Regions from separate parts of the Homo sapiens genome. Here region 2 is linked to region 1. The links are chromatin loops, found by intact Hi-C in ENCODE. Cell type or tissue: heart right ventricle. All regions are shown on one strand. Links, peaks and the distances in the headings refer to the core of each region. The heading gives the core; the rest is flanking DNA.

Region 1 (5,372 bases), core at 284-5,283:
TTCAGAGTTACAACTTCAGCCTTCAGCTGAACACACAAGTTCATCCACAAATGCAAATCCCTATGAAATCAAACATAACATGAGTAATAAAAATAAGCGGGAGAGTTTAATGTGTGTGTACTTGTTTATTTTTGTGGTTAATATCTTAAGAACTCTTGAGTATTTGAGGATTTGCATGACCTTATTGAATAGCAGGGTTGAACAAAATGGCTTTAACCTAGATCTTTCTTTTGATTACATGAATATTCTTATTTGATAGGGCTATGCCTCTGTAAAAATTTTGTTTAATGTTAAAAACTTGCTGGCATACATATAAATACATATAAAAATATCTTAACTCTTTAAGGAAAGGAAACCATGTATTGGAACTTGCTTTAATAATCTCAGAGTTTTGGAGCCAAGGTAGACCTTTTGTGGATCACAGTGTATAAGCAGCTAGAAGACTAATCACGTTACCGCAGTGGTTTCTATCTTGGCCAATCACTCGAATTACTCGAATTTGGTAGGAAGCACCAAAAAAAACAGTCCCAGCATCTCAAACCCATTCCAGGACAATGAAATCAGAATCTCTGGGGTGTAGCCAGGACATCTGACATCCGTATGTTTTAAAGTCCTGCCAGGCGATTCTAATTCAGTCAGAGTTGTGAGGCACTGTTGTACAGACAGGATTCTGAAACTTTAGTGTGCATAGAATTAGCTGGAGAGCTTGTTAACCTCCCGCTTCACTCTCCCTGAGTTTTCGGATTCAGTGAGTCTGGGGTGGGCACCAGGATCTTCATTTCCAACAAGTTCCCTCGTGCTGATGCTCCTGGCATCACACTTTGAGAGCCATTGCCGTATGAGATTCTTAAGTTTTACATAAGTAGTTATTGTGATGACTTTAACTGGCAACTTACTTGGTATTTTTAAACTAATATGACTTATAAAAAGTTGATAGGTAAATGTATTACACAAAATTATTGTCACCAGTAAAAACAGTATGGATATAGGATTCATCCTTTGTCAATATAAGTATATAATCATAGACGTCCAGAGGTAGTCATCTAGAGATCCACGAACTCACCCTGCCCTTTGACAGGTAAGGACCCTTGCACTGGGTCGCAGTGCTTAGTTAGGGGCCAGCTCAAATGCTTTGATGTTCAGACCTAAGCGGCTGTGCATGTGGCTCCCCTTGTAGACTTTGGTTGAGGGTTAAACCCGGCACGTATGTCCCCTCCACACCAGCATATCCCCTTGATCATCTGTGTTCTTACCTGGGATCCTTTCCTAAGAGCAGGGGCATCGTGAGCACCGGCCCCATCTTCTCTTTGGCATCTTCGGCCCACTGTTCTTGTCTCTCATGTTCCTGGCCTGCAGTGCTTACGTTTCACAGCTTTGTCACCTTCTCCTGGGATGTTTGTGTATTTATCTAGGCAAGGTAGCATTTTTTTTTTAATGCTGAATTAGGACCATTGTCAACTTTCTTTAATACATTTAGAAAACTGCCAAGTTTGGGAAGAATTGATTTTTTAGAATAAGAGAGAAATGTATATCAGTAAGAGACTGCAAATCATCATGAATGCACACCAGCATGGGCAAAGCTGTGCCAAAGCTCCATGTTTGCCCCGATCCTGGGATTTGGCCCCTGCTCATTTCTTTTTTGAATAGAAACTTGAAACTGGGAAGCAAGGGGAGGTTAGGTTTCGGGTTGGATTACTGTGAAATCTTCTTGTAAAGGGAATATCACTTCCTGGAATCGTGAGGATGAAGTCGAACTTTCCCAGGCAGCTGTTTTTGAACTAGGAATTGAGCCACGTGGCCTAGAATGACAGAAAAAATTCGGATTTTCCATTGGTTGTAAATTGAAAAATATATGGTGGTTTGGTTACTTTGCTTAGTTGTTTGCATGGACTTTTTTTTTTTTTAAACCTGAATGCATTCCACAGACTCTCCTTACCTCTGATTTGTGGATTTAGAGATTGTACTTGAAGTGTTTAAAAAAAAAAATGTGGCCGGGAGTGGTGACTCACACCTGTAATCTGAGCACTTTGGGAGGCCGAGGTGGGCGGATCATGAGGTCAGGAGTTCGAGACCAGCCTGGCCAATATAGTGAAACCCTGTCTCTACTAAAAATACAAAATTAGCCAGGTGTGGTGGTGCAAGCCTGTAATCCTGGCTACCCAGGAGGCTGGGGCAGGAGAATCGCTTGAACCCGGGAGGCGGAGGTTGCAGGGTTGCTGTGAGCCGAGATTGCGCCATTGCACTCCAGCCTGGGCAACAAGAGCAAAACTTCATCTCAAAAAAAAAAAGTTACTATAGCTGCCCCCCAACCCCATTATAACTTAAATTTTTCCCCATCTGCCCTAGTTCAGCCAGTGACACCCAGTGCTGCTTGTGGTGGACCCATTCTTGGCTGTTGACCCAGGGGCTAGAAGGAATCTTCCCCTGTCAGCTCACGGGGTTGAAGGGTCTGAAATGGGCCAGTCTTAGTTTTAAAAACTGTAATTCCAATAATGTCCACTATGTGGTGCACATGCATCCGCAGTAAATTCTAAAACTAGTTGAAAGGGAGCTCAAAAACATTTTTAAAATCCACAGTGATAAAAATAGTGGGGAAATGGCACATGTTTATTTGCTGTACACTGGGTTCCTCTTAAGTAGCAGCTTCCAATGTCATATTCATAATGTGACTCAGCTTATTTTAACTTTTGAGAAAATGTGCGGGAGATAACTGATTTGGAGCCCAGGAGAGAAGGGTGTGACATCTCCTGCCTTCCATTTCGAAGGTGGGGGATCCCCCTGGATGGGTTCTCGCCGGCTTAGTGCATTGCTCAGGCACATGCTAGCAGCTGGAGTGAGTGTAGCCGGTGCTAACCTACTGCACTTGGAAGTCATCTTTAAATATTGTTCTTGTGGGCTGAGTGTGGTAGCTCCTGCCTGTAATCCCAGCACTTTGGGAGGCCAAGATGGTAGGATTGCTTGAGCTCAGGAGTTGGAGACCAGCCTGGGCAACATAGTGGAACCCTGTCTCTAAAAAAAAAAAAAATACAAAAATTACCTGGGCGTGGTGGCGCACACCTGTGATCCCAGCTAGTTGGAAGGCTGAGGTGGGAGCATGGCTTGAATCCAGAAGGCAAAGGTTGCAGTGAGCTGAGATCACACCACCACACTCCAGCCTGGGTGACAGAGCCAGACTGTCTCAAAAAAAAAAAAAAAAATTGCTCCTGTGGGAAGTGGTGGCTTGGGCACTGATAGGAAAGCAGACTTTTGAAACTGTGGGTTGAGAAGCTCAAAGTCTGGTTTAGACAGTTTCTCTGAAGTAATTTCATGATTGAATAGTAGAACTGTTGCTTAAGGAATTGGATTCTTCGTTTCTCTCATGGAAATAGACCCACCAGCATAACATCTTCCCGGGTTATTCTAGGGAGTTTTGACCACATCTGTGTGGAACTTCTTGAATGAGGAACACATTCCTGGGTGTTTAGTGATCGTTAAGTTCTCAGCCTATTAACAAACGTTACCACTTTTGTCTTAGGTTTAATCTGGGCATGTAAAGAATCCAGTTATGTTTAAATAAAAGACCCTTGCACTGATATTTCCATACCTAGAAAGGAGTATGGAAATAATTGTAAATTACAAATCATCCCTTGAACACTGGGCCCAATGTGATTTGATAACCAAAAGGTTAATAAGAACAAACTGGAAAGAAATGAGGACTGTTTAGTCTGCATGGGCAAAGATTGAGAGAGAACTTTATTGGAATCTTATAAAAATTGTGGATTAGAGGAACACTGATGTCATAAGTTCTAAAATATGAGGACACAGAGTACTACAGGTTATCCTAAGAGGTGGTGTCAACGCAAATATAGGTGGATTCCTAGGAAGTTTTTACTAAGTTACAGAACAGCTGCAGAGGGAGCTATGCTATTGGTAACTTTGGAAAATGACATCAGGAAAGCTAACCAGCCTCTTCCCCTGTCCTAGCTGATATTAAATAGGGATTCTGGAAGGGAACATAAGCAGAGGTTCAGAGCTGCCGACTCTTCCTCCTCTTTAAGGTCTGCTATTTCTATGACCAAAAGCAGTTTTAAAATAAACCCCTGATCACCTCTTTTTAAAAACCCTTTTTTAAAAAATGAGAAGCTGAGCTTCTCATTTAAAATAGACTTGAGTAATTTCAGTGATGTTAATATTTTCATGAGCTGTGCTAGGTTTGACTTGGTGCCTGTTGCTTATGGAACCTTCTCTTCCCTTGGCAGGTTTTCATCTCTGTGAACTGCTTAAGCACAGATTTCTCTTCCCAGAAGGGAGTGAAGGGGTTGCCTCTTAACATTCAAGTTGATACCTATAGTTACAACAACCGCAGCAACAAGCCTGTGCACCGGGCCTACTGCCAGATCAAGGTCTTCTGTGACAAGGTAAGATCGGCAGGGATGCTTGGAACAAGTGTTTGAGACACACTCATGGAAAAAGACCAGGGTCTCTTTAATATTTAATGTCAAAATGAGAATATAGCTGCTAATATAGAATAACTTTTAAAATTATTTTTATTTATTTATTTATTTATTGTTGAGACAGAGTCTCCCTCTGTCTCCCAGGCTGGAGTGAAGTGGTGCAATCTCGGCTCACTGCAATTCTGCCTTCTGGGTTCAAGCAATTCTTGTGCCCCAGCCTTCCCAGTAGCTGGGATTACAGGTGCACACCACCACGGCCGGCTAGTTTTTTGTATTTTTAGTAGAGACAGGGTTTCGCCATGTTCCCCAGGCTGGTCTCCAACTCCTGAGCTCAGGTAATCTGCCCACCTCAGCCTCCCACAGTGCTAGGATTACAGGTGTGAGCCACCGCGCCCAGCCTTTATCAGAGATGAGGTCTCACTCTGTCATCCAGGCTGGAATTTAGTGGTGCAATCACTGCTCACTGTAGCCTCAACCTCCTGGGCTCAAGCGATCCCCCAAACTCAGTCTCCTGAGTAGTTGGGACTACAGGCACATCCCATCACACCCAGCTAATTTTTAATTTTCTTGTGGAGATGGGGGTCCTGCCATGTTTCCCATGCTGGTCTTGAACTCCGGTCCTCAAGTGATCCTCCCATCTTGGCTTCCCAAAATGTAAAACAGCTTTTTTTTTTTTTTGAGACAGAGTCTGGTGCTGTCGCCCATGCTGGAGTGCAGTGGCGCAGTCTCGGCTCACTGCAGCCTCTGCTTCCCGGGTTCAAATGATTCTTGTGCCTCAGCCTCTCCAGTAGCTGGGATTACAGATGCACACCCACCACACCTGGCTAATTTTTGTATAGAAACAGGGTTTCGCCAGGTTGGCCAGGCTGGTCTTGAATTCCTGGCCTCATGTGATGCGCCCACTTTGGCTTCCCAAAGTGCTGGGATTACAGGTGTGAG
Region 2 (5,372 bases), core at 66-5,065, 51 kb after region 1:
GTAGCCCCTGGGGAGGCTGCACAGAGGAGCTGTTTCCCGCTGCCCCTTCCCAATGCCAGAGCCCATCAGGGCCGACACTGCTGCTGCCTGTGGGCAGGACAAGGTGAGGGGCACTTCCTGAGGAAGAGGGGCTTAGAGGCCCTCTCCCCGAACCCTGGGCCAGCCTCTGGGGCTGCCATCTCACAGACCCTTGATGTGGGGGCATGGGCTTCAGCGTGACTCCCTGGCAGGTGCCACGTGCTCAATGAGCTGATCTAGGTGCTGAAAGGGAGATAGCAAGGCGGGCCTGAGCCCTAGCTTGAGGACTTCTGGGGCATGGCTTGGGGCAGATAACACAGGCAACTTTGGCAAAAGTAAAGAGAGACTTCCTGGACATGGGGGCTGTTGCTCTGTACTAGAATGGGCTGCCAGGTGATGTGTTCCAGTCGGGTGGCACTGATTCTCAAGGAGAATCGCTTGAACCCAGGAGGTGGAGGCTGCAGTGAGCTGAGATTGCACCATTGCACTCTAGTCTGGGTGACAGAGTGAGACTGTCTCAAAAAACAAACAGGCCAGACTCGGCGGCTCATGCCTGTAATCCCAGCACTTTGGGAGGCTGAGGTGGGCGGATCACCTGAGGTTGGAAGTTCAAGACCAGCCTGACCAACAGGGTGAAACCCCGTCTCTACTAAAAATACAAAATTAGCTGGGCATGGTGGCACATGCCTGTAATCCCAGCTACTCGGGAGGCTGAGGCAGGAGAATCGCTTGAACCCGGGAGGCGGAGATTGTGGTGAGCCAAGATTGCGCCATTGCACTCCAGCCTGGGCAACAAAAGCAAAACTCCATCTCAAAAACAAACAAACAAAAATTGCAAAAATAGTACACAGTACCACGTACCCTCCACGCAGTTCCCCCTAATGTTAACGTCTCGCGTACGTAACCGTGGTGCATTTGTCAAAACTATGAGATTAACATTGATTCAATACTATCACCAACTGCAGACTTTCGGTGGATTTCACCAGTTTTCCACTAATGCACTTTTACTATTTCCGGATCCAGTCCAGGGCGACCGGGGTGCATTTAGCCATCGTGCCTCCTCCGATGTGAGATGGTTTCTCAGTTCTTTCTCGGTTTTCATGACCTTGGCCCTTTTGAAAAGCAGTGACGAGGCATTTTGTGGGTGTTCCTCCATTTGGGTTTGTCAGATGTTTTTTTCATGATTAAACTGGAGTTCTGCATTTTTGGAAAGAATAACATGGCGATGAAGGGCCCTTCCCATCATGTCATATCAGGAGTAGGTAATTTCAACACAATTTATCACTGGTGATATTAACCTTGTTTCTTGATTGAAATGATGACTGCAAGGTTTCTCCACGGCAAAGCTGCTATCTCCCTTTCCATACTTTATTTGTTAGAAATGTGTCACTAAGTCCAGCCCACACTCAAGGGGAGGAAAATTAAGCTCCATTTCGTGGAGGGGAGTTCTCTCCATATATTATTTGCAATTCTTCTGTACAGAACTGTACCTTTGCTTCCATTTGCTTATTTACAATGCATTTTCGTTATCTCCTGTCCCCTCCCTCTAAGCTGAGTGGCTAGGTGAGCCCCTCCCCTGGGGCATGTGCTAAGGGAGAGCTCCATCCCTGTGCTTTCTCCTTGCATTTCGTGAACTATACCATAATCATTACTTTCCTTGTGAGCTTCCTTACCAAGGGACAGTTTTTAAAAAGTCATTTATTTAGTAGTCATCGGCAGGCACCTTTGTCAAGTATTTTTCTGAGCATGATCTCATTTTACTCCCATGATGTCCTGTGGTTATAGTTTCCATCCCCATTTTACAGATGAGAAAACAGGCTCAGAGAGGTTAAGCTACTGGCCCAAGGTCACACAGGAACTGTGTCACACCCCTCTCTCCCCAGTGCCCAGCCCAGTGGCTGGCAGCATATCCGGCTCCAACAGGAACTTGCTTACTGAAGAGCAGCCCACACGTGAATGGGCATAAAAAAGCAAAACAGCAAACTCCCAGGTGGTTGTCCATCACTGCCTCTGGGAGTTGAGCCTATAGTCAGGGAGTTCAGTGAGTTCAGTCCAGGGTCTTGCCCCCTCCTGCCATGGCCCAACACCATCAAACAGTAAGAGGGGTCCTTCTTGTAGTAGAGCGACAGCTCCCACTTTTTCTTTTTCTTTTTTTCTTTTTTATTTTTTTTAAGATGGAGTCTCACTCTGTTGTCCAGGCTGGAGTGCAGTGGCGTGATCTCGGCTCACTGCAGCCTCCACCTCCTGGGTTCAAGCGATTCTCCCACCTCAGCCTTCCAAGTAGCTAGGATTACAAGTGCACACTACCACACCTGGCTAATTTTACCCACTTTTTCAAGTTCCCACACAGCAGTGGTAAACTGGGGAGAGGACAGCTAGGGTTAGTGAAAGGAATGACGATTCCGTCCAAACTGTGAGTGCCAGATGATTGCAGACAGGCAGACTGTGCTTCTCTCAGCTCCCCATGCCATGCAGAGTGACCCAGAGTGACCCAACGAGACCCAGCATGGATCTATGAGTGACACTGAGCCAGGAAGGTGTCCAGGGAGGGGCTGCAGACCAACCTGGGCACGAGGCCTCTTTCTAAGCCCACCCTGGTTAAGTGCTTTGCCAGTTTCTAGGTGAGGATCAGCCTCAGCCTGCACTGGGCCTACTCAGTAAAGGTTTCCACGGTCTTTGGATTTGGAGCCCCCAATTTAGGGCAGAGACAAGTATAAACTGACCAAGCAATAGAAGAGATGCCCACATGAGGACTCCTGGGAGGGGCACTGACTGCAGCCTGGGTGGCGGCTCCTGGGCAGAGGGGGAGCTGCTGTGGCTACGGAACAGGCCAGCAGGAGGAGCCAGTGGTGATGAGTGCCCTGGTGCCAGGAAAGCCCCTGGCAGAGGGCCTGGCCTGTCTGGGGGAGGCTGGTGACTCCTGGTTCCAATGTGCTCAGCTCTGAGCCAGAGGCCAGCCTGCCTCAGACGGGGCATTTCCTTCAAGTGGTTAAAATTCGTTTTTGTGCTGAGTCAGGAAGCTAGCCGGCTTGGGCCTCCCCACCTCCAACGCTGAGTGGCACACAGTACCAGTCATCAGCCTAAGCAGAGACCTGGGTAAGTGCCCCCTGGCTCTGCCCAGGGGACAGGAATGACAGCAGCATCCCAACAGATTCCTGCTCAGGCCCCGCAGGGATCCACACCAAGTCACCCTGTGAGATGTTTCTCCACTGGTCACTCTGTCAGTGCCTTGAGCTCCTGGCCTGGCTGGCCCTGCTGCCCTGTCTGCGCTGGTGCCAGCACTATGCTGGGTCACTGGGGAAGTCGGGCTGGCAACATACCCAGATGCAAGCAGTTGGCTGAGCAGATGGGCTGGGTAGCCACGAGGACCCTTGGAAGCCTGCCCTCCCAGGCCAGTCGGCGGTTTGTTCTGTTGCCCAGAGACATGCTGGCCTCCTGAGGCTTTCTTCTGGGGCTGCTCCTGGGGCACTCTGTCCAAGAGGTGGCAGGGTGGCACTGCAGTGTGGTTCGGGGTGGGACTCAGCGTGAGTCTGGAGGCAGGGCATCCAGTCATTCCTCTGCCCACACTTTGAGTAACTAGGACAGGCTGCTTCTGTTCTCTGTGTCTCCATTTCCCTTTCTGTAAGATGCAGAGATTGGACTAAATCAGTGGTTCTCACTGCCGCGATTCCTGGACCAGTGGTGTCAACAACATCTGGGAACTTATTAGACATGCATATTTGGCCAGGAGCAGTGGCTCACGCCTGTAATCTCAGCACTTAGGGAAGCCGAGGCCAGCAGATCACCTGAGGTCAGGAGTTCGAGACCAGCCTGGCCAACACGGCGAACTCCTGTCTCTACTAAAAATACAAAAATTAGCCGGGCATGGTGGTGGGCATTTGTAATCTCAGCTACTCGGGAGGCTGAGGCGAGAAAATTGCTTGAGTCCAGGCAGTGGAGGTTGCAGTGAACTGAGATGATGCCATTGCATTCCAGCTTGGGTAACAGAGCAAGACTCCGTCTCAAAAAAAAAAAAAAAAAGACATGCAGATTCACAGACCCCAGGAAGACCTGCTCAGTCAGCAGCCAGTGGGTAGGCCCGGCAATCCGTGTTTTAACGCGCCTTCTGGGCTCATGCTGGAGAACCACTGGCCTGGACAAAGGCCTAAGCGTCTTCCTAGGCTTATTTCAATTCACTGGGCACCCACCGCATAGGAGGGGCTTGTGCCAAGAGCTGGAGAATGCAAAGGCGGACGAGGTATGAAGCTGGTACCAAAAGGGCACCTCTGTTTCCTGGGTGGCTACCTCCTAGCTGTCCTTAACACCCAGCTCAAATGATGTCTTCTTTGGGCACTGTCCCAGACCAGCCCTCCCACCAGTTCCTCAGACACGAGTAATCGGGTCCCACCTCTTCCCCCGACGCCTGTGCCAGCACGGCTCTTGGTATATAGGATGTACCATTGTTTGTGAGTCAGTTTCCTGCTGAACAGTAGGGATGGGAAGGGCCGAGGGTGGCTCCTGTTCCTCCACGGTCCCACAGCCCTGAGCACCAAGGGGTCCCATTCCCCAACATAGACTGTACTAGCCCAGCCTCTGCAAGGCCCCTGCCAAGTGCCCATGTCCTCAAAGAAGCTTTCAGGGCCCACTACACCCATAGCCCCATTCTGGGGCTTTCCTTTGGCAAAAGTTGCAGATTGGGCCATGTGGCCCCCCTACTCTGAGCCTAAAAGCCTAAGCCAACCTGGTTCTCCCTCTTGGGAGGTTTGAAGACGTATCACACAGTGAGGTTGTAGCGCAGCCTGGAGACACAGAAAGAAGGCCGAGTGCAGCCACTGAGGCAGCCAGAACCACGTGGCAGGAGGTGTGTCCAGTGTGGGGAGGGGTATGGCAGCCACAGCAGGAACAAACTGCACTGGCCTCCTCACCCTCCCTGGAGTGATGGGACTGAGCACCCCCTTTTGTGCCTGGTGGGAGCTGCCCACAGCCCCCGACTCTGGGCCAGCTTACAAGGACTCAGCACGTGCTCTTAGCAGCCTCTTTTCCAGGGGCAGGCAGCTGGGACAAAGCAGCACTGGACCCGAGCTGGAGGGATGGATCCCGGGCCCTCCACTCACTGGCCGACAATGACGGGCAAGTGGCTTCACCTCTCGTCCCTCAGTGACTTCATCTATAAATGGGGCTGAAATCAGGGAATCAAAAGGCATGAAGAGCTAGCCCCTAGCATGACACTTGGCCTACTTTTGGTATTTAATAAACGTCTTCTGACCTGGTCCTCCTTCGTACCTCAACCACATCAGACACAGCGTCATGATGATTTTTCCCCTGAGCAAAGTGGCTTTGTGTGAAGTTGCTAGGCCTGAGTTTCCCCATCTAAA

The links. A loop is a pair of places that touch in the nucleus more often than their neighbours do. Peaks named below come from ENCODE experiments on the same cell type or tissue, not always from the same donor. Only the 100,000 strongest peaks of a DNase experiment are listed, where the experiment ranks them.
Region 2: it touches region 1 in a loop (3-fold over the local background); 96 of 110 quality-filtered maps call a loop at or near these places.

Annotation. Positions count from the first base shown.
Region 1 is chr2:9,981,886-9,987,257 of GRCh38, forward strand. It overlaps GRHL1 (grainyhead like transcription factor 1), which reads left to right. Exons shown (of 16, transcript NM_198182.3): 9 at 4,239-4,397. Among named protein-coding and RNA genes, the nearest start is that of GRHL1, 33 kb to the left of the region's middle. In heart right ventricle, for the core only: a CTCF peak has its summit at 2,504; no DNase peak of the experiment used is centred there; H3K4me3 peaks cover 515 bases; H3K27ac peaks cover 3,233 bases.
Region 2 is chr2:10,033,336-10,038,707 of GRCh38, forward strand. It overlaps LOC112268412 (a long non-coding RNA gene), which reads left to right. Exons shown (of 2, transcript XR_002959369.2): 2 at 5,043-5,269. Among named protein-coding and RNA genes, the nearest start is that of KLF11-DT, 7.4 kb to the right of the region's middle. RefSeq lists an enhancer at 157-657. In heart right ventricle, for the core only: a CTCF peak has its summit at 2,857 (motif pointing right); DNase peaks (open chromatin) are centred at 3,036 and 3,335; H3K27ac peaks cover 2,898 bases.